Linked DNA regions of Homo sapiens: region 2 is linked to region 1. A link is an interaction called in ENCODE POLR2A ChIA-PET data of the cell type or tissue named here. Cell type or tissue: Panc1. All regions are shown on one strand. Links, peaks and the distances in the headings refer to the core of each region. The heading gives the core; the rest is flanking DNA.

What was found. ChIA-PET counts read pairs that join two places held together with the same protein. Peaks named below come from ENCODE experiments on the same cell type or tissue, not always from the same donor. Only the 100,000 strongest peaks of a DNase experiment are listed, where the experiment ranks them.
Region 2: POLR2A ChIA-PET joins it to region 1 with 10 read pairs; 2 of 35 experiments call an interaction of 5 or more read pairs at or near these places.

The regions. Positions count from the first base shown.
Region 1 is chrX:23,836,810-23,852,160 of GRCh38, reverse strand. It overlaps APOO (apolipoprotein O), which reads left to right. Exons shown (of 9, transcript NM_024122.5): 8 at 11,784-11,848. The coding sequence ends at 11,819. It also overlaps the pseudogene RPL9P7. Among named protein-coding and RNA genes, the nearest start is that of SAT1, 61 kb to the right of the region's middle. In Panc1, for the core only: no CTCF peak of the experiment used is centred there; no DNase peak of the experiment used is centred there; H3K27ac peaks cover 1,975 bases.
Region 2 is chrX:23,915,738-23,931,088 of GRCh38, reverse strand. It overlaps CXorf58 (chromosome X open reading frame 58), which reads right to left. Exons shown (of 9, transcript NM_152761.3): 4 at 15,295-15,351; 5 at 14,761-14,872; 6 at 3,719-3,850. Among named protein-coding and RNA genes, the nearest start is that of CXorf58, 15 kb to the right of the region's middle. In Panc1, for the core only: no CTCF peak of the experiment used is centred there; no DNase peak of the experiment used is centred there.

The sequences.
Region 1 (15,351 bases), core at 4,138-12,137:
CTTGAGCCCAGAAGTTTGAGACCAGCCTGGACAACATGGCGCACCCCCGTCTCTACTGAAAACACAAAAATTAGCCAGGCATGGTGGCACACACCTGTAATCCCACCTACTTGGGAGGCGGAGGCACAAGAATCACTTGAACCTGAGAGGCGGAGGTTACAGTGAGCTGAGATCGTGCCACTGCACTCCAGCCTGGGCGAAAGAGCGAGACTCGGTCTCTAAATACATACATACATACATAAAACAGGGCACTGAAAATTTTTAAATTAGGAATGATGGCACAATTCTTAACGGTATTATTTCCCATGGGGGTATATTACTCTGAAATATCCCAAACAGGTCTGTGGCATTTTGCTGCTCTGCCACATCCCTTTTCCCTCTTACGAAATGATTCTAAATGTTTGTGCTGAGTCTTCTACCAATAAAGTAGTGTTTCAGTCTGTCATCATTGGTTACTTAAGAGGAATTTATCTGCTTCAGTTAAAATGAACTTTTTGTCAGAACTATGAAGCAAAGATAGGTGTGTCCAGAAATATTGTCATCTTGGTACAGTCTAGGGCTTTCTTTTAAGTTACAAGAATATATAACATATGTATAGTTTAAAATCCAACACTATAATGACCATGTACATACCAACCAATTATCTACCTTTAAAACTAGGAAATTACCGTGGGGCGCGGTGGCTCACGCCTGTAATCCCAGCACTGTGGGAGGCCGAGGCAGGTGGATGACGAGGTCAGGAGTTCAAGACCAGCCTGGCCAAGATGGTGAAAACCCGTCTCTACTAAAAATACCAAAAAATTAGCCAGGCATGGTGGCAGGTGCCTGTAATCCCAGCTACTCGGGAGGCTGAGGCAGAGAATTGCTTGAACCTGGGAGGTGGAGGTTACAGTGAGCCAAGATCGCGCCACTGCACTCCAGCCTGCGCGACAGAACAAGACTCCATCTCAAAAAAAAAAAAGGAAATTACCGATGCCTTTCAAGTCTTCCATGGGTCCCCTCACCCCCAAGTCTCCCCAGAGGGAACCATTATCTGGAATTTTATTTCATTCCCTTGTTTTTCTTTAAACTTTTCTTCCAGTTTAACCATATATGTCTGTATTCTGAAATACTATTGTTGAGCCTGCCTGTTTTTGCCTTTATAAAAATATACCAAATTTAAGTCTAAATATACATATTATATATATATAAGTTTATCTAGATGAGTCTTACTACATATTATTTTGCAACTTGTTTTGTTCCCTTAACATTTTGTTTATGGGTTATGTATGGCAGTAGTGTATTCATCTTCACTGCTGTAGACTATTTTCTTTGTGTTGTTGTTGTTGTTTTAATAGACGGAGTCTCACTCTGTTGCTCAGGCTGGAGTGTAGTGGTGCAGTCATGACTCACTGCAACTTCCGCCTGCTGGGTTCAAGCAATTCTCCTGCCTCAGCCTCCAGAGTAGCTAGGACTACAGGCATGCGCCACCATCCCTGGCTAATTTTTGTATTTTTAGTAGAGACAGGGTTTCACCATGTTGGTCAGGCTGGTCTCAAACTCCTGACCTCAGGTGATCCGCCCTCCTCAGCCTCCCAAAGTGTTGGGATTACAGGCATGAGCCACTGCGCCTGGTCATATTTTCTTTATGGGAAAATACCCATGTTGGTGGCTCCTTGGGTGGGTTTCAGTATATTACTATTACAACACAGCATGGCTTCATAATTTGTGAAGAATTTTTCTAGACCAGGGTTCCTGATTCATAGGGTCTGCATATCTTCAGTTTTACTAGATGATGCCAAGTAATTGTTACCATTTTTGCCAGTGTGATGGCTTTAAAAGAGTTTTTCATCATGGAGTATATGTGTATGTGGCTTTACTTTATTTCCCAATTTTCATTTTGAGAAAATTTCAAAACTACAGATCAGGTGCAGGACTAGTACAATGAATATACCCTTCACTTAGATTCACTAACATTTGCTGCATTTGCATAATCTATCTTTTCACCTATGCATGGTGTTCATACACACGAGTATATTTTATTTTCCTGAACCATTTGAGAATTAATTGTAGATATCATTGCATTTTCCATCTGTATCTAATTCAGCATGTATTTCCAAAGAACGTGGACATTCATTTATATGATCACAATACCGTTATTGTACTCAGGAAAGTTGGCATTTCATTATTTACACAAATGTTATCTAATATATAGCCCATGTTCAAATTTCCCTAGTTGCCCCAATAATGTACTTGCCTTAAACAACTTTTGATTTTTTTTTTTTTTTTCGAGATGGAGTGTTACTCTGTCGCCCAGGCTGGAGTGCAGTGGCGTGATGTTGGCTCACTGCAACCTCTGCCTTCTGGGTTCAAGCAATTTTCCTGCCTCAGCCTCGCGAGTAGCTGGGACTGCAGGCGCACGCCACCGCCCCCGCCTAATTTTTGTATTTTTAGTAGAGATGGGGTTTCACCATATTGGACAAGCTGGTCTCAAACTCCTGACCTCAGGCAGTCCACCTGCCTCGGCCTCCCAAAGTGCTGAGATTACAGGTGTGAGCCACCATGCCCGAACTTTTTTTTTTTTTTTTTTTTTTTTTTAAGTCTCTCTTAATCTACAGGCTCCCCTTCCATCTTTTGGAGTTGACTTCCTTACAGTTTATCTGTTAAAACAGTCTGGCACATTTCACCTATAGAGTTTCCAACGGTTTGGGTTTTGCTGATTACACATTTATGCTATAGTTTAACGTGTTCTCTGTACTCCCTGCACATTGGCAGCTGGATGCACGGGCTACTTGAACCAGATCCTGTTTGATCCTTTTGGCAATGCTCTAGATCCACGTAGGCACATAAGTCTGGTTTTTGCTTTGTTTTTATTGGTTTTAGCAGCTGTAGATGCTCAATGCCTAGACCCATTGAATCTTTGGGGGATAGAAATGGTGATATTGGCCGGGCGCAGTGGCTCACACCTGTAATCCCAACACTTTGGGAGGCCGAGGAGGGTAGATCACTTGAGATCAGGAGTTCGAAACCTGCCTGGCCAACATGGTGAAACCCCAGCTCTACTAAAAATACAAAAAAATTAGCCACACATGGTCAGGAGATTGAGACCATCCTGGCTAAGACGGTGAAACCCTGTCTCTACTAAAAATACAAAAAAATTAGCCAGGCGTGGTGGCAGGCGCCTGTAGTCCCAGCTACTCAGGAGGCTGAGGCAGGAGAATGGCGTGAACCCAGGAGGCGGAGCTTGCAGTGAGCTGAGATCCTACCACTGCACTCCAGCCTGGGCGACAGAGTGAGACTCCATCTCAAAAAAAAAAAAAAAAAAAAAATCAGCCGCGCATGGTGGCACGTGCCTGTAGTCCCAGCTACTCAGGAGACTCAGTCAGGAGAATTGCTTGAAGCTGCAAGGCAGAGGTTGCAGTGAGCCAAGATCATGCCACCTCACTCCAGCCTGGTTGACAGAACAAGACTCTGTCTCAAAAAAAAAAAAAAAGAAAAGAAAATGGTGATATTTTGCTTCTATTGTTTCATTTTCTCAAATTAGCTGAAATATTTTGATAAAGAACCCCTTCTCTTATCTACTAGTTACCCAGTTATAGTTTATATAGGAAAAACAAGATAATTACTTGATTTTTTTCTCTTATTTATCCAGTTTCAAAATAATGAATTCATTCCCTTTCCTCAGAAGATCACCTGTTAGTTTTTCTTTAAAAATAATGGCCAGGCACGGTGGCTCACGCCTGTAATCCCAGCACTTTGGCAGGCCGAGGCGGGTGGATCACCTGAGGTCAGGAGTTCGAGACCAGCCTGGCCAACAGGGTGAAACCCCGTCTCTACTAAAAATAAAAAATTAGCCAGGTGTGGTGGCACGCGCCTGTAGTCCCAGCTACTCAGGAGGCTGAGACTGGAGAATCACCTGAACCTGGGCGGTAGAGGTTGCAGTGAGCCATGATCGCGTCACTGCACTCCAGCCTGGGCGACAGAGTGAGATTTTGTCTCAAAAAAATAGGGCCAGACGCGGTGGCTCATGCCTGTAATCTCAGCACTTTGGGGGGCTGAAGTGGGCGGATCACGAGGTCAGGAGATCGAGACCATCCTAGCTAACATGGTGAAACCCCGTCTCTACTAAAAATACAAAAAAATTGGGCGTGGTGGCACATGCCTGTAGTTCCAGCTACTCGGGAAGCTGAGGCAGGAGAATCGCTTGAACCCAGGAGGCGGAGGTTGCAGTGAGCCAAGATCCCGCCGTTGTACTCCAGCCTGGGCAACAAGAGTGAAACTCCATCTCAAAAAAATAATATAAATAAATAAATATATATATATATTTATATAGAGATGGATATATATGTGTGTGTGTGTGTATATATATATATATATAATTATAGGCTGGGCACAATGGCTCACACCTGTAATCCCAGCACTTTGGGAGGCTGAGACAGGAGGATCACTTGAGTCTAGGAGTTTGAGGCTGCAGTGAGCGCTGTGTTCGTACCACTCCACTCCAGCCTGGGTGACAGAGCGAGACCCTGTTTCTTTTCTTTTCTTTTCTTTTTTTTGAGATGGAGTCTCGCACTGTCGCCCAGGCTGGAGTGCAGTGGCATGATCTCGGCTCACTGCTAGCTCTGCCTCCCGGGTTCACACCATTCTCCTGCCTCAGCCTCCCGAGTAGCTGGGACTACAGGCACGCGTCACCACGCCCAGCTAATTTTTTGTATTTTTAATAGAGTCGGGGTTTCACCGTGTTAGCCAGGATGATCTCGATCTCCTGACCTCGTGATCCGCCCGCCTCGGCCTCCCAAAGTGCTGGGATTACAGGTGTGAGCCGCTGCGCCTGGCCAAGACCCTGTTTCTTAAAATAATAAATAAATTAAAAATCATTACGGGTTTATAGATTTAAACATATTTGATAGTTTTGAATGCTTTGTAATTCTTGGTCTTATTAAAGTTCAAACTGTCCCATTTTGCTAGTGGAAGTTGGCTCTGAGTCCTCTTGACATGACCCAAGTAGTCTGTGATAGTTACCTCACTATCTAGCATGTGAAGATGTTCCCAGAATTTCCCATCGTGGTTTTCATTTACATTGCCCTGATTGAGCATCTTTTCACAGGTTTATTGGCTTCTTCTTGAAATGCCTGTTCATGTCTTTTGGCCACTTTTTATATGGGTCATTTGTCCCTTATTGATTTATAAGGGTTCTTTATTTTTTTCCTAGATATTAATAGTTTTGGCCAGATGTTTGCAGATGTCTTTTCTCAATATGGCTTGTCTTTTCAGTTTTGGTGTCTTGATGATCAGAAGAAGTTCTTCATGTAGTTGATTTATTGACCTTTTCCATTATGGTTTTCACTCTTTGACTCTAGGAGCTTAATAAAAGCATGAAATATTTATTGATTGTCCATTGCTAATCCGAAACCCTTTCAGAATAGTCCTAACCCAAGGTCTCAGTATCAGAGATGAAGGCCAGTTGTGGGTGTCAGGAGGTCAGTTGTGGGTGTCAGTCCTCAGGGTCACAGATGGCTCTTTTAGAGTTGTCTTTTTTTTTTTTTTTTTTTTGAGATGGAGTCTTGCTCTGTAGCCCAGGCTGGAGTGCAGTGGTGCAGTGGTGCGATCGCGTTCACTGCAACCTCCACCTCCTGGGTTCAAGCAATTCTCCTACCTCAGGCTCCTGAGTAGCTGGGATTACAGGCGTGCGCCACCACGCCTGGCTAATTTTTGTATTTTTAGTAGAGACAGGGTTTCACCATCTTGGCCAGGCTGGTCCTGAACTCCTGACCTCAAGTGATCCACCCGCCTCAGCCTCCCAAAGTGCTGGGACTACAGGCGTGAGCCACTGCACCCGACTAGAGTTGTCTTTTTTTTTTTTTTTTTTTTGAGATGGAGTCTCGCTCTGTCGCCCAGGCTGGAGTGTAATGGTGCCATCTTGGTTCATTACAACCTCCGCCTTCTGGGTTCAAGCGATTCTTCCGCCTCAGCCTCCCAAGTAGCTGGGATTACAGTCATTCACTACTATGCCTGGCTAATTTTTTTTTTTGTATTTTTAGTAGAGACGGGGTTTCGCCATGTTGGCCAGGCTGGTCTCGAACTCCTGGCCTCAGGTGATCCCCCTGCCTCGGCCTCCCAAAGTGCTGGGATTACAGGCGTGAGCCACCGCACCCAGCTTAGAGTTGTCTTATAATTAGCTAAACACAGCAGTATGTCTCAGTAAATATCATATTTTAGTTTTTCACTAGCTTTTTTTTAATGCAACAAATTACTATCACAGAATTGTACAATGACTGCTGAAGGCCAACACTAATTATTTAAAAGGCAGGAAATTAATAAAGAAGCATAAACCTGTTACCAATGTGAAAACTGAGCAGAACTTCTAAAGCTGAGCTGTTAATAGTTTTATTCAGGCCCTTGCTGGCTCAGCAGGAAAATGAAAGGGAAGCAGCAGCCACCACCCTGAGTAAACATGCCCTGCTTTTTCTTCCTCCATTAGAAGTTCCTCGGCTCTCTAAACATGGCAAAGTTTGGCTGAAAGTAAGTCATGTAGTTTTAAAATGTTCATCTTTGAAGTAAGCTAATCACAGAAGGACAATTACTGCATGATTCTACTTGTATGAGGTATTTAAAATAGTCAAACTCATAGAGGCAGAGAATAGAATGGCGATTGCCAGGGATTGGGGGAGGGAGAGATAGGGAGTTGGTAATCAACAAAGTTTTAGTCAAGCAAAGAGAATAAGTTCTACAGACCCCTTGCACAACACTGTGCCTATAGATAACAGTACCGTATTGTACACTTAAAAATCTGCCAAGAGGGCAGATGTCATGTTAAGTATTCTTACCACTGTATTTTTTTTAAATGACAGCTTGATGGGTTTTCCATAAAGTTATGAGTTTGTGCTTTGTAATTTTTTGCTGTCTAAAATTCTAAGAACTACAGGTATTAGGAAATGATTTTGAAATGATTTTTTCTTTCTTTTTAAAAACACCATTATTTACCAAAATGAAAAGTTAGAAATCCTGAATAATGTCATCTCCTCTTTAGAAAGGAATGCACTCTTGGTATCAGTGGGCAGGATACAGCGTTGTCCAGTGGACTAAGAGGAGCGGGAGCACCAGACTCCTACCCCACCTCTGCCTCTTACTAGCCCTGAAACCTTGGGAAGTTACTCCAGCTCTGTGGGAACTGGCATAGTACCTCCTGGAGCTGTTTTGAGGATTAAATAAGGTTATCTCATGTGAGGAACATATGAAATGGCTGGACTCTAGCCACATGATAGTCATCAACCACCACTCATGTGATACTGCACATTTTCGCTTCTGCCTGAGAAGATAATGTCCACTGATAGAAAATGGAACCATACCCTGTAGTCAGGAATCCTTATGTCATTGTTTTAGTTTTCCATTGCTGCCAAAATAAATGACTGCAAATTTACAGGTTGAAAGTAGTGCAAATGATTATCTTAGTTCTGTGGGTCAGAAGTCCAATTCTAAATCAAGGTGTCAGCAGGGTTGCGTTCCTTTCTAGAGGCCCTAGGGGGGAATTTCTTTCCTGCTCATTTAGATTGTTGACAGAACTCAGTTCCTCGAGGCTGTAGGACCAAGGTCTGTTTTGCTGGCTGAGGGCTGTTTCCAGCTTCCTTCCTCTATTGTCGAAGCCTGCAGCAAGTCGTTTGCAGATCCCCCTTCTGACCTCTTCTTCTGCCTCCCTCTTAGACTGCAGGCACTCTTATGCTTGAATCAAGCCCACCCAGATAATCCAAGATCATCTCCCTATTTTAAGGGCAACTGATTAGTAAACTTAATTCCAATGCAACCTTAATTTCCCTTTGCTGTGTGAGGTAACAGTCACAGGTTCCAGAAATAGAAGACATCTTTGAGGGGCCATTATTCTGCCTACCTCATCAAGTGAACTAGAATTGTGTTGGGGTCTTTAACAGGTCATTTATCCTTACCTTTTATTTTCTTCATCCAAAAAATAAAGTGGCCTGCCATATAGGATAGATAATGTTTATTGAGCACTTACTTGCTGTGAGCTTGGCCCTTGGCGCTAAACTCTTTGCTCAGGAAGAGTCTTTGAGGTGGGTTCTATTATTATCCCCATTTATAAGTGAGGAAACTGCATTTTGGAGAAGTTAAGTAATTGTTGAAAATAATTCAACTGGTGAGGGAGTCAGACATTTCAGTAGGCTGCTGTACCTCAAAGGTTTGGCTGGCTGGCAATCAGCCTTCACATGGCAGGCATACTAATTAGAAATCAGTGTCTTGATTTTCTTAAAAAGTTTTGGTTTTGCTAGCAGAAATTGTCATTTGTGCCCAGGCACGGTGGCTCATGCTTGTAATCCCAGCACTTTGTAGGCCGAGGCAGGCAAATCACCTGTGGTCGGGAGCTTGAGACCAGCCTGGCCAACATGGTGAAACCCTGTCTTCACTAAAAATACAATAATTAGCTGGGTGTAGTAGTGGGCGCCTGTAATCCCAGCTACTCAGGAGGCTGAGGCAGGAGAATCGTTTGAACCCAGGAGGCAGAGGTTACGTGAGCTGAGATTGCGCCACTGCACTCCAGCCTGGGTGACAGAGGGAAACTCCGTCTCAAAAAAAAAAAAAAAAAAAAAAAGAAATTGTCATTTGTGTTCATGGACGTGGTAAGAAAATAAAAACTGAAATCAGATATGTATGAAAATGAGTTACAAAATATTCTAGATAAAACTTTCTCTGTCTGAAAATGCAAAAAAAAATGATTTCTGGCTTGTGCTAAATCACGAACTGTTTTTTGAAGTCAGAATGTTGTTTTGTCTGAGATCCTGGAGTTCTCTGCCAAGAGAGATCTGATTTGTGACAGGGTGGTGGATGGGCTCAATATTTTTTTAATGAGATATTGGACTGTGCTGTTTTGTTATACTATAAGTGATATGTAACCAAACAAGAAAATTTTCCTAGCAACAAAGTTGTTTTCCTGAATCAGAAGAATGCTTTTGTGTGCTCATTTTCTTATTGTCCAAAAGATAAAAAAGCTTGTGAATTTAGCATCTTATTTTTTTGAGATTGAGGTACTGGCGAGTATAGATAGTAGAATATATAAGAATATCATTGGAAGTATTTGGCAAGCAGTATGTTAATTCAGACCTAAACTGTATTTAAGTAGAGAACTAACTTGTTTTTTTGTTTGTTTGTTTTTGTTTGTTTTTGAGATGGAGTTTCACTCTTGTTGCCCAGGCTGGAGTGCAATGGCGTGATCTTGGCTCACTGCAACCTCCGCCTCCTGGGTTCAAGCGATTCTCCTGCTTCAGCCTCCCGAGCAGCTGGGATTACAGGCATGCGCCACCATGCCCTGCTAATTTTGTATTTTTAGTAGAGACGGGGTTTCTCCCTGTTGTTCAGGCTGGTCTCGAACTCCTGACCTCAGGTGATCCACCCACCTTGGCCTCCCAAAGTGCTGGGATTACAGGCGTGAGCCACCACGCCCTGCCGAGAACCACCTTGTTTTTATGCCAGACCCGATTGTTGGACATGATTATCTCACTGGCCCTTATAAGCCTTTTTTTCTCTCTTCTTGTTCTTCATTAGTCTGGTGAGGGACCCAGACATTTCAGTAGGCTGCTATACCTCAAAGGTTTGGCTGGCAATCAGCCTTCACATGGCAGTCATACTAATTAGAAATCAATGTTTTGATTTTTTTTTAAGTTTTAATTTTGCTAACAGAAATTGTTATTCGTGTTCATGGATGTGTTAAGAAAATAGAAACCCAAGCTTTTTTACATTCATCAGATCTCTAAGTTCTACCCCATTCCATTTGTTTGTTTGTTTTGAGACAGGGTCTCACTCTGTTGCCCAAACTGTAGTGCAGTTGTGCAGTCACAGCTTACTGCAGCCTCAACCTCCCTGGCTTAAGTGATCCTCCCACCTCAGCCTCCTGAGTAGGTGGGACCACAGGCATGTGTCATCCCACCTGGCTAATTTTTGTATTTTTTTTAGAGACAGGATTTCAGCATGTTGCCCAGGCTGATCTTGAACTCCTGGGCTCAAGTGATCCACCCGCCTCGGCCTCCTGAAGTGCTGGGATTACAGGTGTGAGCCACTGCCCCTGGCTTTCCATTTGTTTATGCAACAAATATTTGAATAGTGTGTGCTAGGAGGCCCTAGGGATATTGTGCCCTCATGAAGCTTACAGGTTAATGAAAGACTCAAACATGAAAGAAATAATTACACAATCAGGAAGTACATGAGTGCTATGAAAGGGAATAGAAGGTTCTGCTAAATTGAAGGACAGGGTACAAAGAAAGCCTTGATGTAAAGGATGAATAACATTTAGCTAGGCAAAAATTGGGATTGTCTGGTCTCGGTCAGTGGGGTATATTTTGCAAAGGTCTTGTCCCAGTAGGGAGTTTGTCAATTTCGAGCAACAGCAAAAAGGCCTCTGGGTTGTAGGTGGGTGTGTGTTCACATATGGGTATGTGTGTTCGCTTGTGTGCATGCATGTGAGGAGGCAGGGTGGGGAGTGGCTCTGGAGGAGGAGAAGGGCACAGATTCTCAGTCCTGTAGCACTCTTGTTCAGAGCATCAAGTAGACCTGAGAATTGTATGTTGATCATTGGTCCGCCAAGCAGTTCGTATGGCCTTGTTTCCCAGAACTCCATCATCAAGTGGATGTGGTGACCATATACTTTATCATCAAAACCAGGATACTCTTTTTTTTTTTTTTTTTTTTTTTAAACTTCTTTTTCTATGTTGCCCAAGCTGGTCTTGAATTCCCAGGCTCAATGGATCCTCCCGCCTCGGCCTCCCAAAGTGCTGGGATTACAGGCGTGAACCAACATGCCCGGCAAACCAGGATACTCTTGAGAGTGAAAGGGGACACTATTAATTATGTTGGGACAACGGGTATAAAACAGTACTTATAGACCAGTTCTCAGCCACTCCAGGGAGCCCCAAAGTTGCCTAGAAACCATGCTCTGAAATGACAGGGTTAGTCACGTGCTCCTGCTTTCTCACCTTTTCCTCTTCCTTCATCCATGAATAACTCTGAAAGAGGGGCACCAGGAGAAACTGCTCCAAGTCTATACAACAGAATCTTAGCCCCCATGGCCCGCCCAGCTGCAGCCTCCTGTTTTTCAGACTGCCATCTGATCTCTGACTATTAATGTGTTTTCAGAATTAAAGTCTAAAAAACGTATAGAAAAGAAAGTAAGGCCTTAAAAGTTTAGCACGTGAACTTTTCCCACTAGAAGCTTTTCCTACACTGCTTCTTATGGATTACATGGCCTAATTATATGTTCCCGGAGGGCCACTGGGCAGAATGGGTGTGGTCTAACTTCTTTCAGAGTAAACATGTTTTGTGGATTGGCCCCTATGGTGGATAATGGTGAATAATGCATGGAGTAAATACCTACAGGAAGCCTTCCCATAGGTGTAAAACCTTTATTTCAGGAAATAAAAGGAAGATATATTGATTTTTTAATTAGAATCAACTGTTTGGCTGAATCTGCATAATGAGGATTAATGGAGCTTTATTTCCTGCTCTCTCTGCCCAAGTCACTCTACAGTAGGGCCCTCAGAGAGCCCTAGTAACTTCTTCAATTTACTGACAGATGGATCACTTTGCAGTAAAATAATATTTAATGGTCGGTAACTGCGAGAATGTGGGATCTCATTGTCCTCCTCAGCCTTTCTTCAACAACCCCCCAAGTCCTCAATAAAATGGTTTGACCCTGTCCCCCATAATAATTTTTAATGTTCATGTTCAGCCAAATACTCAGGACACTAAGGAGTTGCACTATTTCTTTTCAAACTGCATTCAAGCTCTTTCTTTTGTTTTAAAAGCCAGGAAATGTGAAGAATTCACCTGGAACTAAGTAGAAAACTCCATGCTCTGCCATCTTAATCAGGTAAAAAACAAGAAATTTCTGTGATTATTTTCAGCATTGTAGTGCCAGCTGAAATGACTTGTTTTTAATTAATTTAATTTAATTAATTATAACAGTTTCAATTTGATGTGAAAATATTTTATTCCATCTTTTAGTTTCTGGGCTTAAATGCTGTGACTTACTTATTTGTGTTTGTTCCACTAATGTTACCTGGGTTTTTTAGACAAGCTAGAACCAGACAGTTGGGATTTGTCTACAAATGTATTTCAAACAATTGAAAAGTGTCATTATTCCTTAGGTTTTTTTCAAACAACACTTTATTATAGTAAGTACACTTGTATTTATCTAATACTCAGTGAACACTGGAATGCATGACTGTTACAGAGAGGCTCAAAACACTAGTTATATTGTTTGTGTATATATGAAAAATTGTATAATAGCACTTGTGATTTCCTGGTAATTAGAAGACTGTAATTGAATTTGGAAGCAACCTAGATATTCAACTACAGGAAAATGGCTTAATTATGGTATATCTATAAAGAAGAATATTATTATTCTGTTTCTACAGTATTTAATTGCATGGGAACGTGTGCACAATTATTGTTAAATGAAAAAAAGGTAGTGTGATATGTTTATAGAGGGGATGAAGCCAGGAGATACGACAGAAAGTGTGTATCTTTCAGTGGCATGATGATTTTTATATTTTTTTCTTCTTTATAACTTTCTGTATTTAAAAAATTTTCTGCAATGAGTATGCATTTTATAATCAGAAAATTTTTTGAAAATTGGTGTTACATTTATTGTAAATCATGGCCCTTACTTAAAATTTATGAAAACCCTGAGTTTGAAGGGTCTTTTTTCCTCAAGCTTTCTTTATATTTTTGGAGACCCAAAGAGTCACATAAACTGAGAATTTGAGAGTGGTTATCTGGCCCAACCCCCAGCCTCAAGCAGACTCCCCTGAAACCCTGTATGTTCCTTCTTTTACACCAGCACTGATGGGAAACTCACCCTATGGGGCAGCCATCCTGGGACAATTCTGAGTTTTTGGAAGCTGTTTCCTCTGCTAAGCAAAAATATGTCTCCTTAGTGGTCACAGAAAACAAATCCAGTTCCTCTTTCACAGCATAGCTGTTCATACAGTAACCCAACATCAGTATGTTCTCAGATACAAACTATTACCCGGGGAGCTTGGTAAAAGGCAAAGGGCACCCCAGAATCAGTATCTCTGGTGAATGGGGCCAGATATGCATGGGATGTGCCATTAGAAGGATGACTGGAGGGTGAGCAGCCACAGAGTGACACATGTCCTCTAGAGACTTGACTTTTAATATGGTTATATTTCTCTCTTTTTTTAAATCCCTGTCAGCCAGAATGGATATATTTCTGTACAGGGACAATGAAAAAGACATAGAATAAAGGGAAATTAGGTAAATATCCATTTCAATTTTCAAAGATACTCTGCACCAGAGTTCAGCTTGCTGAAATACACAACCTTGACTTCATTCTTTATTGTTTTTAGATCTTTATTGGAGGAGGTGTAGCTTTTAATTATAAAAGTGATTCGTGTTGGTTGTAAAAAATGTTTTTAGCTAACTGTTTTAAAAGCTTGTCTTGGCCGGGTGTGGTGGCTCACGCCTGTAATCCCAGCACTTTGGGAGGCCAAGGTGGGCAGATCACGAGGTCGAGAGATCGAGACCACCCTGGCCAACATGGTGAAAGCCCGTCTCTACTAAAAATACAAAAAAAAAAAGCCAGGCATGGTGGTAGTTGCCTGTAATCCCAGCTACTTGGGAGGCTGAGGCAGGAGAATCGCTTGAACCCAGGAGGCGGAGGTTGCAGTGAGCCGAGATCGTGCCATTGCACTCTAGCCTGGGCAAAAAGAGTGAAACTCTGTCTCAAAAACAAAACAAAAAAGCTTGTCTTATCCTTTATTCTTTTCTTTTTCTTTCTTTCTTTTTTTTTTTTTTTTTTTTGAGATAGAGTTTCACTCTTGTTGCCCAGGCTGGAGTGCAGTGGAGCAATCTTGCTCACTGCAGCCTCTGAGGCCTCCCGGGTTCAAGTCATTCTCCTGCCTCAGCCTCCCAAGTAGCTGGGATTACAGGCATGCACCACCATGCCCAGCTAATTTTGTATTTTTTAGTAGAGACAGGGTTTTAGCATATTGGTCAGGCTGGTCTCGAACTCCTGACCTCAGGTGATCCACCTGCCTCAGCCTCCCAAAGTACTGGGATTACAGGTGTGAGCCACCACATCTGGCCCCTTTATTCTTTTTTCCAGAGGTAATTTTTGTTAATAGTTTGGTATATCATTCCAGACTTTTAAATATAGATAGATAGATAGATAGATAGATAGATAGATAGATAGATAGATAGGCCGGGTGCAGTGGCTCACACCTGTACTCCTAGCACTTTGGGAGGCTGAGGTAGGTGGATTATATGAGTCTGGCAGTTCGAGAACAGCCTGGGCAATATGGCGAAACCCTGTCTCTACAAAAAATTAAAAAAATTAGCTGAGTGTGATGACGAACACCTGTAGTCCCAGTTACTTGGAGGCTGAGGTGGGAGGATCTCCTGAGCCTGGGAGAAAGAGGTTGCAGTGAGCCATGATCACTCCACTGCACTCCAACCTGGGCAACAGAGTGATACCCTGTCTCAAAAACAAATATATATATTTATTTATATTTAAAATTTATTTATAAATTAAATAAATTTATTTATACATTTATAATATATTCATGCATACATGCATGTTTTTGGTTTTTTGACAAAATGGGATCATATTCCACATATTGTTTTACAAGTTCACAGAAAACTTTCTTTTTACTGTTATTTATCTGGGGGGATGGGATCTTGCTGTGTTACCCAGGCTGGACTTCAACTCCTGGGTTTAGGTGATCCTCCCACTTCACCCTTCTGAGTAGCTGCACAGAAAACTTACTGAAGGCATATAATTGTAATTATATTATCATACATAAAGAAATTAGGCTTTCTTTGCTGCGTCTACTGCGAGAATGAAGACTATTCTCAGCAATCAGACTGTCGACATTCCAGAAAATGTCGACATTACTCTGAAGGGACGCACAGTTATCGTGAAGGGCCCCAGAGGAACCCTGCGGAGGGACTTCAATCACATCAATGTAGAACTCAGCCTTCTTGGAAAGAAAAAAAAGAGGCTCCGGGTTGACAAATGGTGGGGTAACAGAAAGGAACTGGCTACCGTTCGGACTATTTGTAGTCATGTACAGAACATGATCAAGGGTGTTACACTGGGCTTCCGTTACAAGATGAGGTCTGTGTATGCTCACTTCCCCATCAACGTTGTTATCCAGGAGAATGGGTCTCTTGTTGAAATCCGAAATTTTTTGGGTGAAAAATACATCCGCAGGGTTCGGATGAGACCAGGTGTTGCTTGTTCAGTATCTCAAGCCCAGAAAGATGAATTAATCCTTGAAGGAAATGACATTGAGCTTGTTTCAAATTCAGCGGCTTTGATTCAGCAAGCCACAACAGTTAAAAACAAGG
Region 2 (15,351 bases), core at 2,441-10,440, 81 kb before region 1:
ACAGACATATCTCAGAGATATTGTGGGTCTAGTTGCAGACCATGGTAATAAAGTGGATATCACAAATAGAGTCATGCTAATTTTTGGTTTCCCAGTGCATATAAAAGTTATGTTTACATTATACTGTAGTTTAAGTGTGCAACAGCATTATTTAAAAAAAAATGTACATACTTTAATTTAAAAATACTTTGTTATGGCTGGGCATAATGGCTCATGCCTGCAATGCCAGAACTTACGGAGGAAGAGCTGACAGGATCACTTGTGCCCAGAAGTTCGAGACCAGCCTAGGAAACATAGCAAGATCCCATCTCCACAAAAAGAAAAAAAATACTTTATTGCTAAAAAATGCTAATGATCATCTGAGCCTTCAGTGAGTCCTATTCTTTTTGCTGGTAGAGAGTCTTACCTTGATGTGGATGACTGCTGACTGATCAGGGTACTGGTTGCTGAAGACTGGGGTGGCTGTGGCTTTTTTTTTTTTTTTTGAGACAGGGTCTCACTCTGTTGCCCAGGCTGGAGTGCAATCATGGCTAAAGCAATCCTCCCACCTCAGTCTCCTGAGTAGCTGGGACCATAGGGGCATACCATCACACCTGGCTAATTTTGGGGTGGGGGGTAATTTTTGTAGAGACAGGGTCTCCCTATATTGCCCAGGCTGGTCTCAAACTCCATCTTCAAGAGATCCTCCAATCTCAGCCTCCCAAAGTACTGGGATTACAGCCATGAGCCACTGTGCCCAGCTCATGAATGTTCTCAATAGCATCTAGAATGGTGAATCGTTTCTGGATTTTTAAATTTTACTTTACCCAGATCCATCAGGGGAATCATTGTCTATGGCAGCTATAGCCTTATGAAACATATTTCTTTTTTCTTTTTTTTTTTTTTTTTTTTTGAGACAGAGTCTTGCCCTGTCACCCAGGCTGGAGTGCAGTGGTGCAATCTCGGCTCACTGCAAGCTCCGCCTCCTGGGTTCACGCCATTCTCCTGGCTCAGCCTCCCAAGTAGCTGGGACTACAGGCGCCCACCACCACGCCCGGCTAATTTTTGTATTTTTTAGTAGAGACGGGGTTTCACGGTGTTAGCCAGGATGGTCTCGATCTCCTGACCTTGTGATCCACCTGCCTTGGTCTCCCAAAGTGCTGGGATTACAGGCCTGAGCCACTCCGCCCGGATAGATTTAGCATAATTTTTAAGGGCCCTAAAATTTTCAGAATGGTAAATGAGAACTGGCTTTAAGTTAAAGTTACCAGCTGCATTAGCCCCTAACAAGAGACTCAGCCTGTCCTTTGAAGCCAGGCATTGACTTCTCCTCTCTAGCTGTGAAAGCCCTAGAGGGCATCTTCTAACAGTATAAGGCCATTTTGTCTACATTGAAAATCTGTTGTTTAGTGCAGCCACCTTCAACAATTATCTTAGTGAGATCTTCTGGATAACTTGCTGCAGCTTCTCCATCAGCACTTGCTGCTTCACCTTGCACTTTTATGTTATAAAGACGGCTTCTTTCCCTAAACTTCACGAACCAACCTCTGCTAGCTTCCAAAGTTTCTTCTGCAGCTTTCTCACCTCTCTGATCCTTCATAGAATTGAAGAGAGTTAAGGCCTTGCTCTGGATTAGGCTTTGGTTTAAGGGAATATTGTGGCTGGTTTTTCTTTTTTTTTCTTTTTCTTTTTTTTTTTTTTTTTGAGACACAGTCTCACTCTATTGCCCAGACTGGAGTGCAGTGGCGCAATTTCGGCTCACTGCAAGCTCCGCCTCCTGGGTTCACGCCATTCTCCCGCCTCAGCCTCCCTAGTAGCTGGGACTATAGGTGCCCGCCACCATGCCCGGCTAATTTTTTGTATTTTTAGTAGAGACGGGGTTTCACCATGTTAGCCAGGATGGTCTCGATCTCCTGACCTCGTGATCCGCCCACCTCGGCCTCCCAAAGTGCTGGGATTACAGGCGTGAGTGGCTGGTTTAATTTTCTATCCAGACCACTAACACTTTCTCCATATCAGCAATGAGGCTATTTTGCTTTCTTATCATTTGTGTGTTCGCTGGAGTAGCACTTTTAATTTCCTTCATAAATTTTTCCTTTGCATTCACAACACGTTTAACTCTTTGGTGCAAAGGTCTAGCTTTTGGCCTATCTCAGCTTTTGACATGACTTCCTCACTAAGCTTCGTCATTTCTAGCTTTTGATTTAAAGTGAGAGGCGCATGACTCTTTCACTCGAACACTTAGAAGCCACTGTAGGATTATTAATTGGCCTAATTTCAATATTGTTGTGTCTCAGAAAATAGAGAGACCAGAGGGGAAAGAGAGAGATAATGGAATGGCTGGTTGGTGGAGCAGTCAGAACACATACATTTATTGGTTAAGTTTGCCATCTTATATGGGCTCAGTTTGTGGTGCTCCAAAACAATTACAATAGTAACATCAAAGATCACTGATCACAGTTCACCATAACAGATATAATAATAATGAAAAGATTTGAAATATTGCAAGAATGACCAAAACGTGACACAGAGACACAAAGCAAGCACATGCTATTGGAAAAATGGCACTGATAGATTTGCTTGATGCAGGTTTGCCACAAACCTTCCATTTGTGAAAACACAACATCGGCCAGGCGTGGTGGCTCACGCTTGTAATCCCAGTACTTTGGGAGGCCGAGACGGGCAGATCACCTGAGGTCAGGAGTTTGAGACCAGCCTGGCCAATATGGTGAAACCCCGTCTCTACTAAAAATACAAAAAAATTAGCTGGGAGTGGTGGCACATGCCTGTAATCCCAGCTACTCGGGAGGCTGAGGCAGGAGAATCGCTTGAACCCAAGAGGCAGAGGTTGCAGTGAGCTGAGATTGCGCCATTGCACTCCAGCCTGGGCGACAAGAACGAAACTCTGTCTCAAAAAAAAAAAAAGTATGTAACTCAATGGTTTTTAGTATATTCACAATGTTGTGCAACTATCACCACTGCCTATGAATATTTCAGAATATTTCCATCACCCCAAAAGAACCCCCAAATTCCTTAGCTCCCTACATATAAAAAGCCATATATCACATGATTTCCTTTATATGAAATATCCGGATTAGGCAAATCCATAGAGACAATGCAGACTGGTGGTTTATGGGGCTGGAATGATGCAGGAATGGAGAGTGACTGCTTACTGGATGCAGGGTTTCCTTTCGGGGTAATGAAAAGGTTCTGGAACTAGATGGTGGTGATGCTTGCACAACCCTGTGAATGTACTTAATGCCCCTGAATTGTACACTTTAAAATGGTCAATTTTATGATGAGAACACATGGACACATAGAGGGGAACAACACACACTGGGACTTACCAGAGGGTGGAAGGTGGGAGGAGGGAGAGGATCAGGAAACATAACTAATGGATACTAGGCCTAATACTTGGGTGACAAAATAATCTGAACAACAAACCCCCTTGACACGAGTTTACCTATATACAATAACAAACCTCTACATGTACCCCTGAACTTAAAATAAAAGTTAAATTAAAAAAAAATTTTAAAAGAAAGTTCTAGTGCTTGGGCATCCGAAAATAAGTTTCATTCTATAGAATATATTTGAAAAATAAAATAAAATATAATACAATAATAAATTTTATATTGTGTTATATTTTACCATAATAAAAAAGTATGATTCTATCTTCTTGGATGACAGAGTTAGGAAGACTTGCTGGGTTTGTTTGTTTTTCTAAATCTAAATTCCTTACTTGTACATAATCTTGCATGGTGACAACATCCATTATATCAGTTACTTTGGACTTCGGGAAAATACGTTCATCTTCCATAATTATACGGTGAAATTTCCTTTCCCCCATTAGTTTGCAAGCATCATCCACTGCCTGTAAAAAGAATAGAAAATAGACTTTAAAAATAGTAGAATAGCATTAATGATCAGCACGCCCTTTACATATTTCTTCTGACAAATACATCAAATATTGTTCCTTTCTTCTAGCAGCTTGCTATTCAATAGAAAGGCTGCATTTGCAAAGAGATTATATAGGGATTATTAAACCACTTAAAATTGTTTCCATAGCCTTATCTACATAGGTTTTTTTTTTTGAAACGGAGTCTTGCTCTGTCACCTAGGCTGGAGAACAGTGGCGCCATCTCAGCTCACTGCAACCTCCACCTCCTGGGTTCAAGCGATTCTCCTGCCTCAGCCTCCTGAGTAGCTGGGACTACAGGCGCATGCCACCACACCTGGCTAATTTTTTGTATTTTTAGTAGAGACCAGCTTTCGCCGTGTTAGCCAGGATGGTCTCGATCTCCTGGCCTCGTGATCCGCTCACCTCGGCCTCCCAAAGTGCGGGATTATAGGCGTGAGCCACCGCGCCAGGCCATCTACATAGTTTTTAAATGCAGCTAGAGGAATTGCTGAGTCCAGAATCCTCAGAGAACATAGTTTTAAAACAACTGGTTTTTCCCCTTAAAAGACTTTTAATTCTTTTATTTTGAAAAGCAAAACAAACCTGTAATATCATTCGTGCAGTCAATGCAGAGAAAACTTATCTGGTGATTCAACGAGTTACCGTAGGAACTGCAATGAAAGGTGTCACTAGTACCACCTCTCTTTTATGTGTTAATACACTGCTGGTAAGTGGAAACATGTATGTTTCAGACTGTTTAAGCCTCCCTCCCTTCAGACTTCATTCTCAGCAGCTAAAAAGTGGCAAATAGAGGGGTTTTCTTTTCTCTCCCAAATGTCAACATTTTATGCTCAAGGAAAGCACCTGAGAGGTCAGAGACAGAAGAATCACAGAATATATGGAAGCTCAAATCCTGTTGGGCCCTACTTATACCATACCCTTCCACATATAAGTATCCTGTGCTAAGAGCTATACATAGACTGTGAGTAGAGACTTAAGTACTCTGCACCCCCGCCATAAGTATGTGCTGACTCTTCTAACACATATTTATATTACAGATCTGTACTTCTGGCCACAAAGGGTATGTTTATATGAAGGGAAGGATAGCACAAAAGAAAATTCAGGGCGGGCGTGGTGGCTCACTCCTGTAATTCCAGCACTTTGGGAGGCCGATGCAGGTGGATCACCTGAGGTCAGGAGTTCGAGACCAGCCTGGCCAACATGGTGAAACCCCGTCTCTACTAAAAATACAAAAATTAGCCAGGCGTGGTGGCAGGTGCCTGTAATGTCAGCTGCTCGGGAGGCTGAGGCAGGAGAATCGCTTGAACCCAGGAGGCGGAGGTTGCAGTGAGCCGAGATCATGCCACTGTACTCCAGCCTAGGGGACACAGCAAGACTCTGTCTCAAAAAAAAAAAAAAAAAAAAGAAAAGAAAAGAAAAGAAAATTCAAACATCTTTTGATTCCAGTTAAGTTTCTTTCTTCCTTTGTATGTCAGAATGCGGTATTTGTGAAAGTATGGGAACTCTGTTATAATGTTGATACAAGGCCTAAAAGAGTGGTTGAGGCCAGGCACGGTGGTTCACACCTGTAATCTCAGCACTTTGGAAGGCCGAGGCAGGCGGATCGCCTGAGGTCAGGAGTTCGAGATCAGCCTGGCAAACATGGCAAAACCCTTTTTCTACTAAAAATACAAAAATTTGCCTAGCATGGTGGCATGTGCCTGTAAACCCAGCTACTCGGGAGGCTGAGGCAGGAGAAATGCTTGAACCTGAGAGGTGGAGGTTGCAGTGAGCTGAGATCATGCCACTGCACTCCAGTCTGGGTGACAGAGTGAGATGCTGTCTCAAAAAAAAAAAAAAAAAAAGAGAAAAGAAAGAGTGGTTGAGACAGGATCAAAACTGAGAATCACTGTTCTTTTTTCTTAACACACAACAGCAAGCTATAATGCATTTTCTATTCCAATTCTCACTTTTGTTATTCAGACTATTCCTTTATTTATTTTTTTAAATTCCAAAGCTTAGAATATCACAGACACATGTAGAAAATGAAAAAGGAAGAAAACATTCAAATGGTTGAATGGTTGAAGTTTTATTCCTAACGTATAGAACTGAAGAGACAAACAGTTTAGTGAAAATGTGATATGGAGCTTTCCTTTAGGTAGATCATTTTTGCTTTATATTTCATTAATTTCTTCTTTTTTTTCCAGCATGCTATTTTATTGATGTAACAACATTTTCAATAAAGTTGGTAAATTATCACTATATTACTGTCTTATAGCAACATAGTAAGAGCTCTAGAGATTGTATAAGCATAAAATGTGAATTTAAAAAAACAATATGTAGGATTTTTATCAGGGCAAGCATTTCCATAACCATAAATATTTCCCTTTTTTTATTATTACACTTTAAGTTTTAGGGTACATGTGCATAATGTGCAGGTTAGTTACATATGTATACATGTGCCATGTTGGTGTGCTGCACCCATCAACTCGTCATTTAACATTAGGTATATCTCCTAATGCTATCCCTCCCCCCTCCCTCATCCCCACAACAAATTTCTTTATACATTACACAACTAAAGAAAAGATAGGCCGGGTGTAGTAGCTCACACCTGTAATCCCAGCACTCTGGGAGGCCAAAGCAGGTGGATCACCTGAGGTCAGGGGTTCGATTCCAGCCTGGCCAACATGGTGAAACCCCGTCTCTACTAAAAAACACAAAAATTAGCTAGGCAGGGTGGTGAGCACCTGTAATCCCAGCTACTTGGGAGGCTGAGGCAGGAGAATCGCTTGAACCCAGGAGGTGGAGGTTGCACTGAGCCGAGATTGTGCCACTGCACTCCAGCCTGGGCGACAGAGTGAGACTCCACCTCATAAATAAATAAATAAATAAATAAATAAATAAATAAAATAAAGATAGTATTGGCAAATCTCTCCATTATGTTTTCTTGCAATTAATTTCCAACATTTTATGGTTCTAATTAACCAGCCCCACAGTGACACTAAAGGTAAAAACAAGTAATTGTACACTGAACAGGTATGAAGACCATATAATTTCTGCTTTAGGAATTTCTGTAGGCATAACTATAATTTACTTTAGCTGAAGTTACTAAAAAAGGGTTTTTAAAATTTTTATTTTTATTTTTTGAGACGGAGTCTTGCTCTGTCACCCAGGCTGGAGTGCAGAGGTGCCATTTCGGCAGACGGCAACCTCCGCCTTCTGGATTCGAGCGATTCTCCTGCCTCAGCCTCCTGAGTAGCTGGGACTACAGGCGTGCACCACCATGCCCAGCTAATTTTTGTTTTCAATAGAGACGGGGTTTCACTATGTTGGCCAGGCTGGTCTCGAACTCCTGATCTTCTGTTCCACCTGCCTCGGCCTCCCAAAGTGTTGGGGTTACGCCCAGCTAATTTCTGTATTTTCAGTAGAGATGGGGTTTCACCATGTTGGCCAGGCTGGTCTCAAACTCCTGACCTCAGGTGATCTGCCTGCCTTGGCCTCCCAAAGTGCTGGGATTACAGGCGTGAGCCACAGTACAAAAGGTATTTATTTAGGGTTTTTTTTTTTTTTTCTGAGACAGAGTCTCCCTCTATCGCCCAGGCTGGAGTGCAGTGGTGCCATCTTGACTCACTGTAACCTCTGCCTCCCGGGTTCAAGCAATTCTCCTGCCTCAGCCTCCTGAGTAGCTGGGACTACAGGTGCGTGCCACCATGCCTGGCTAATTTTTTTTTTTTGTATTTTTAGTAGAGACAATTTCGCCATTTTGGCCACACTGGTCCTGAAATGACCTCAAGTGATCCGCCCACCTTAGCCTCCCCAAAAAGGTATTTATTGACAGGTCCTCCCTACACTGCCCCACTCAGCCACCACCACCAATCTCTCCAAGACCCAGTTTCCTTATGTGTGCAGTGCCTCAGTTGTGTGCCTCATCTGTGTCTGGCCCATTCTGGTCCCTCAGCCAAAGAAAAACATGCCTGGCAGCATAGGGCAAGCTCTCTGCCCACCTGTGAGAGGGGTTTGAGAAATGTTTGCTGTCCAATGGCCAAGATGTTCTTTCTCAGACATCTGCAGTGTATGGCCAAAGTCAAGAAAGTCCTTCTCCATAGGAAGCAATGGGAAAGAAGAGCCTAGAGCCAGGAGAAAAGCAAGGGCAAAAACTAGGCAAAGATTCCAGGATACCAGCCAATCAGGGTAGGATTCAAGAGGCAGGTTCTGTTCTTAGTGGGTGACTCAAAGCGTCAAAGCGGGCCATCTCTAAATCTGGCACTTATCCTGATACTCAGCATCTCTGTGGCCAGAAGCCCCCACAGCTCTGTGGCTATTTGCTGGCCTAGATCCACACTTGGGCTTGTAAAGCTACTCTAGTATCTCAAGACACTTTCCTGTTTCTACTGGGAACTGTCACTCATGGAAGAGGTAATAACTGGTATCCATGCATTGGAACAGTTTCTTGGTTTGGAACAGTCCAATTACATACAGGTTCAGAATAAACAAAACCACCATAACTGCATGGTTGTTTTAACCTCAAAATGTACATAGTACAGTGGAAACACAGAGAAGTGTTCAAGTCTCAGTTATGCTCCTGGCAAGTCTTTCCAACTTCTAGCTTCCTAATAGGGAAAATGGGAATAATGTGTCCCTAACCAGAGTTATTGCAGGGCCATCTAAGAGAATGTGTATGCTGCTGTTTAGCATAGTTCCTAACTCTCAGGAGTGGTTAAGAACTGGGACTTTGGAGGCAGGCTACTAGGTCTTGATCTCGGTTCCTTCATTTTCCAGGTGTGAGACCTTAGGCAAGTTAGTCTTTTTTGTTTGTTTGTTTTTGTTTTTGTTTTTTTGAGACAGACTCTCACTCTGTCACTCAGGCTGGAGTGCAGTGGTGCAATCTCGGCTCACTGCAACCTCCGCCTCCTGGGTTCAAGCGATCCTCCTGCCTTAGCCTCCCGAGTAGCTGGGATTACAGGCACGTGCCACCGCGCTTGGCTAATATTTGTATTTTTAGTAGAGATGGGTTTCACCATGTTGGCCAGGCTGGTCTCAAACTCCTGACCTCAAGTGATCCGCCTGCCTCGGCCTCCCAAAGTGTTAGGATTACAAGCGTGAGCCACAGCACCCGGCCCTCAGTCTTTTTTAAAATGAGGATAATAACAGAAAATACACTGTAGTGTTTATGATAATTAAATAGAGTAATGTGCATAAAATGTTTAAGATCATATTTGATAGAAAGTGCTCAGTAGGCTCAGCACTTTGGGAGGCGGAAGTGGGCAGATCGCTTGAGGCCAGGAGTTCGAGATCAGCCTGGCCAACATAGCAAAACCTCCTTTCTACTAAAAAAAAATGCAAAAATTAGCCAGGCATGGTGGCACATGTCTGTAATCCCAGCTACTCAGCTGGCTAAGACATGAGAATTGCTTGAGCCTGGGAGGGGGAGGTTGCAGTGAGCCAAGATTGCGAGATGGTGCCACTGCACTCCAGCTTTGGCAACAGATTAAGACCTTGTCTAAAAAACAACAACAACAACAACAAAAAACAAAAACACAAAAAACAAAAACAAACAAAAAACACAAAGAGACAAAGAGCAACAGAGTTGAGTAAGCTTAGAGTGAGAAATATTCCATATTTACAAGTTTTCTATCAACCATGAATCCAAGTGTTACCAGAGTTTGAAGCTGAACTAAAGGGAAAAAGGAACCTTAAACTGTTCAAGTTGGGTATGTTCTGATCATTTAAAACCCGTTATGATGTTTAGTGAAAAATTCAAGGTCAATAATATGACCACACTTTTATAATAAGAACAAAATTTAAAAATCTCTATGTGTGTATTTTCATGGGAAACATGAAGGATACACAGCAAACCATTAACAATGACTACCCCAGGAGAGTGAAAGTTGTAGCACAGAAGATAAAGGCACGGAGGCATATTTTTCTATCTGTGGGCTAATTTAAACAAAAATTTAAGTTATTATACAGCATTATGATGGGTTTTAATGCATAAGCAGTGATTTCCAATCACTGCCTCTAAGGTTCTCATTTGCTCAAGCCTGTGTACAGCAAGGGGGTGGCAGGAGTAGACCCAGGAGGATTTCAGTTCTTGAAAAAGCCTCATTATATAATCCTAGGAAAGAAACAATTGATGATATTTTATAGGGGTAACTACAAGCTTATTCTATACATAAATGTGGCATAAATTTATCCTTCAAGTAGGATAAACATATACTTCCACATTTGAAGTTGATCTATATAAATATTAATGTTCTTGAAACACCATATTCCATAATGAAAACATGTAGCTCATTTTCTAGGTGTTTTTTTTTTTTTTTTGGACGGAGTTTTGCTCTTGTTGCCCAGGCTGGAGTGCAATGGTGCAATCTCAGCTCACTGCAACCTCTGCCTCCTGGGTTCAAGCGATTCTCTTGCCTCAGCCTCCCAAGTAACTGGGATTACAGGCGCCCACCACCACACCCGGCTAATTTTGTATTTTAGGTAGAAACGGGGTTTCACCATGTTGGCCAGGCTGGTCTCGAACTCCTGACCTCAGGTTATCCTCCCGCCTCGGCCTCCCAAAGTGCTGGGATTACAGGCATGAGCCACCGAGCCTGGCTTCATTTGATAATTTTCTGAAATAAAGTTAAATTTTCTCTGATACTACCTGAGAACATGGAGAAAAGTGGTCCCTTTTCCTTTTCTAAAACTCTTCAGAGTCAATGCCGCACATGCAGGATCTGATCAGAAACTGCCAGGCTGTGTGGTCTTCTCTCCTGCATACATGCTAGAACTCATGATTTAAGATGGGCCACAGTTTTTGTGTACATTTCCAGAAGGGGGATCTTGCCAGGGTTACAGAAAAATAACCTTTGATATGTGGTTTATAAATGGCCAAATATGAGAATGTCCATCTTTTTAAAACTTAAATATAGTCATGTATAAGGGTCCAAGGAGTAAAACCTGTACTGTAGAGCCTTGCTATTAAAAGTGTGGTTTACATCACAAGCCTATCCGGATTTGCCACCTGCTGACTGTAGAGCCCTTGGGCCTTGAGTAAATGGTAGCCAGGCAGTGGTCACTGTGGGCCTTGGGAGAGACCCAGTGCTATGCTTGCTTCAGGTCCGACCCAGTGCAGTCCCAGTGGTGGTGGTGGCCACAAGGGTGCTTGTTTTACCCGTCCCCCAGCTCCAGGCTGCTCAGTACAGAAAGAGAGAGATTCCATTTATTGGGGGAAAAGTAGGGAAAGAGAACAAAAGTCTCTGCCTGGTAATCCAGGGAATTCTTCCGGATCTTAGCCAAGAACAACAAGGCAGTACTTCTACAAGTCTGCAAGAGCCACAGTGTTACTGGGCTTGGGGTGCCCCCTAATGCAGATATGGCTGCAGTGACCAAAGATTTAGATCACGACACCTGAGTCCCTTTGAATACTTGGAAAGCCTTTTCACGAAGGACAGGTTACAAACAAGCGCAGACTGTAAAGACTACAGTAAATACTACGATACCTAACTCTTCGATGCCCAGACATTGGCAAACATCCATAAGCATCAGGACCATTCAGGAAAACATGACCTCACCAAAGAAACTAAATAAGGCACCAGTGATCAATCCTAGAGAGACAGAGGTATGTAACCTTTCAGATAGAGAATTCAAAATAGCTGTTTTTGTGTTCATGTTCTGACGTAAAAAAACAAAAAACAAACAAAATAGCTGTTTTGAGAAAGCTCAACAAAATTCAAGATAACACAGAGAAGGAATTCAGAAACCTATCAGATAAATTTAACAAAGAGAATGAAATAATTAAAAATAATCGAGCAGAAAGAAATTCTGGAGCTGAAAAATGCAATGGACACACTGAAGAATGCATCAGAGTCTCCTAACAGAGGAACTGATCATGCAGAAGAATTAGTGAACTTGAAGATAGGCTATTTGAAAATACACAATTAGAGCAGACAAAAGAAAACAAATAAAAAAGAATGACTCATGCCTACAAGATCTAGAAAATAGCCTCAAAAGGGTGAATCTAAGAATTATTGGCCCTAAAAAGGAGGTAGAGAGATAGATCAGGGTAGAAAGTTTATTCAAAGGGATAACAGCAGAGAACTTCCCAAATTCAGAGAAAGATATCAATATCCAAGTAAAGAAGGTTACAGAACACCAAGCAGATTTAACCCAAAGACTACCTCAAGGCATTTAATAATCAAACTCCCAAAGGTCAAGGATAAAGAAAGAATCCTAAAATCAGCAAGAGAAAAGAAACAAACAACATACAAAGGAGTTCCAATACGTCTGGCAGCAGACTTCTCATTGGAAGCCTTACAGGCTGAGAGAGTGATGTAACATATTTAAAGTGCTGAAGGAAAAATAAAAACTTTTATCCTAGAATAGTATATGCAGTGGAAATATCCTTCAAACATGAAGGAGAAATAAAGACTTTCTCAGACAAAAGCTTAGGAATTTTGTCAATAACAGACTTGTCCTACAAGAAATGCTAAAGGGAATTCTTCAATCTGAAAGAAAAGGTCATTAATAAACAATAAGAAATCTGAGAGTACAAAATTCACTGGTAATAGTAAGTACACAGAAAAACAGTATTATAACATTGCAATTGTGGTGTGTAAACTACTCATATGTTGAATAGAAAGACTAGAAGATGAACTGATCAAAAATAATAACTACAATAACTTTTCAAGACATAGACAATACAATAAGATATTAATAGAAAAAACAAAAAGTTAAAAAGTGGGGAGATGAAGTTAAAGTGCAGAGTTTTTATTTGGTTTCTCTTTGCTTGTTTGTTATTTTTTTGTTTGTTGAAGCAATCTGTGTTAATCTGTCACCAGTTTAAAATAATGGGTTATAAGATATTGTTTGCAAGCCTCATGGTAACCTCAAATCCCAAAACATACAACAGATACACAAAAAATAAAAAGCAAGAAATTAAAACATACCACCAGAGAAAATCACCTTCACTAAAAGGAAGGCAGGAAGGAAGGAAAGAAGGAAGAGAAGACCACAAAACAACCAGAACAAATATGAAAATGGCAAAACTAAGTCTGTACTTCTCAGTAATAACATTCATGTAAATGGACTAAACTCTCCAATCAAAAGATATAGAGTGGCTGAATGAATTTTAAAAAAAGTGTGGTTTCGAGGTCAGGAGATTGAGACCATCCTGGCTAACATGGTGAAACCCCATCTCTACTAAAAATACAAAAAAAATTAGCCGGGCGTGGTGGCGGGAGCCTGTAGTCCCAGCTACTCGGGAGGTTGAGGCAGGAGAATGGCGTGAACCTGGGAGGCGGAGCTTGTAGTGAGCCAAGATCATGCCACTGCACTCCAGCCTGGGCGACAGAGCGAGACTCCGTCTCAAAAAAATAAAATAAAATAAAATAAAGTGTGGTTTATGGACCAGCAGCAGCGGCAGCATTTTAACAAGATTCCCAGGTGATTCCTATACTGTAGACACAATTTGTGGTGAATATTCATGAAACTTAAAAGTATGATGAGAGTGCCAGGTGTGGTGGCTCACGCCTGTAATCCCAGCACTTTGGGATGCCGAGGCGGGCGAATCACCTGAGGTCAGGAGTTCGAGACCAGCCTGGCCAACATGTTGAAACCCCGTCTCTACTAAAAATACAAAAATTGGCCAGGTGTGGTGGTGCATGCCTGTAATCCCAGCTACCTGGGAGGCTGAGGCAGGAGAATCACTTGAGCCTGGCAGGTGGAGGTTGTGGTGAGCTGAGATCGCACCATTGCACTCCAGCCTGGGCAACAAGAGCAAAACTCTGTCTCAAAATAAATAAAGAAATAAATAAGTATGATGAGAATTCATGTGAAAAAAGGATAAATATTTGAAAGTTCATTTTCTTTCTTTCTTTTTTTTTTTTTTTTTGAGATAGAATCTCACTCTGTTGCCCAGGCTGGGGTGCAGTGGTGCGATCTCAGCTCCCCACAACCTCTGCCTCCAGGGTTCAAGCAATTCTCCTGCCTCAGCCTCCTGAGTATCTGGGATTACAGGCATGCACCACTACGCTTGGCTAATTTTTGTATTTTTAGTAGAGACGGGGTTTCACCATGTTGGCCAGGCTGGTCTTGAACTCCTGACCTCAGGTGATTCGCCCGCCTTGGCCTCCCAAAGTGCTGGGATTACAGGCATGAGCCACCGTGCCTGGCTGAAAGTTCATTTTCAATAGCATAGTCCAGACCATTTTTTTTCTAAATGTGCTACCAGAATCAAAGAAATAATAACATTCCATTAAAACAAATAAAATGGCATTAAATTAAATGTTCTGCATAATTTAAGAGCCCTGACCAATTTTAGTCTTTTTTTTTTTTTTGAGACAGAGTCTCACTGTGTCGCCCAGGCTGGAGTGCAGTGGTACGATCTTGGCTCACTGCAGCCTCCACCTCCTGGGTTCAAGTGATTCTCCTGCCTCAACCTCCCGAGCAGCTGGGATTACAGGCATGTGCCACCATACCTGGCTAATTTTTATATCTTTAGTAGAGATGGGGTTTCACCATGTTGGCCAGGCTGGTCTCAAACTCTTGACCTCAGGTGATCTGCCCGCCTCGGCCTCCCAAAGTGCTGGCATTACAGGCATGAGTCACTGCGCCTGGCCTAGTCTATTATTAACAAATAAAAATTTTAATACATAAAAATGGATGGATATTTTCTAGAGCCTTAATTAAGTAATTCACTCCAAATGTCTTTTTTTTTTTTTTTTTTAGCTAGTAAGTGGAGACACTTTGAAACATGGTGCTTAAAAAAAAACACACTACCTACCTGGTGGGCTGTTTCATGGTGAAATAACTTATTCTGTATAATTTGAATGCAATTCAGATACTATGTAGATGTTAAAAAGCTAAGTTAACATAAAATGTACATCATGAAACGTCACCTTACTTGACGGCATTAATACATTTTTTCCACTAAAATACTTGTAACCATGGCCATCAGTATGAAGAAAAATTTTAAACACGATGAAAGGTGGAAACGTTTCACCTCTAAATCTGAAATAAAGATAAAAATTTAGTTATTTGGCATCAGGTTTTGGGCTCAGTTGCTTTTCCCCCTTATACTTAAGATAGTTCATATAGTTTCTTGCATACAGGGTAAAGGCTATGTCAGAGCATGTAAAGAATTGGTAATGAAATGGATCACATAGGATGTAAGACCCACACTTTGGTGTACTCACAACTATTCTCATACCTGTGTAAGACTGAATACAGAATGGGAGATGAGAGCTACTCTCATGGCAACTTTTAGCCACAGAGTCATGCCTCGGTTTCTTCACATAACAAATGTAAATAAGAATAACACATTTACTTTGTAATTAAGTTCTGAGAAGTTACAAGAATTTAAAAAATCCATATCTAAGATTTCCTCATATTAACTAAGTACTTCTTGAAATAAATCAGCATAGATACATTACCTGAATCTAATTTTACACTGCATAGTAGGATCCTTAATAAGCTTAGCCTCTAAGGGG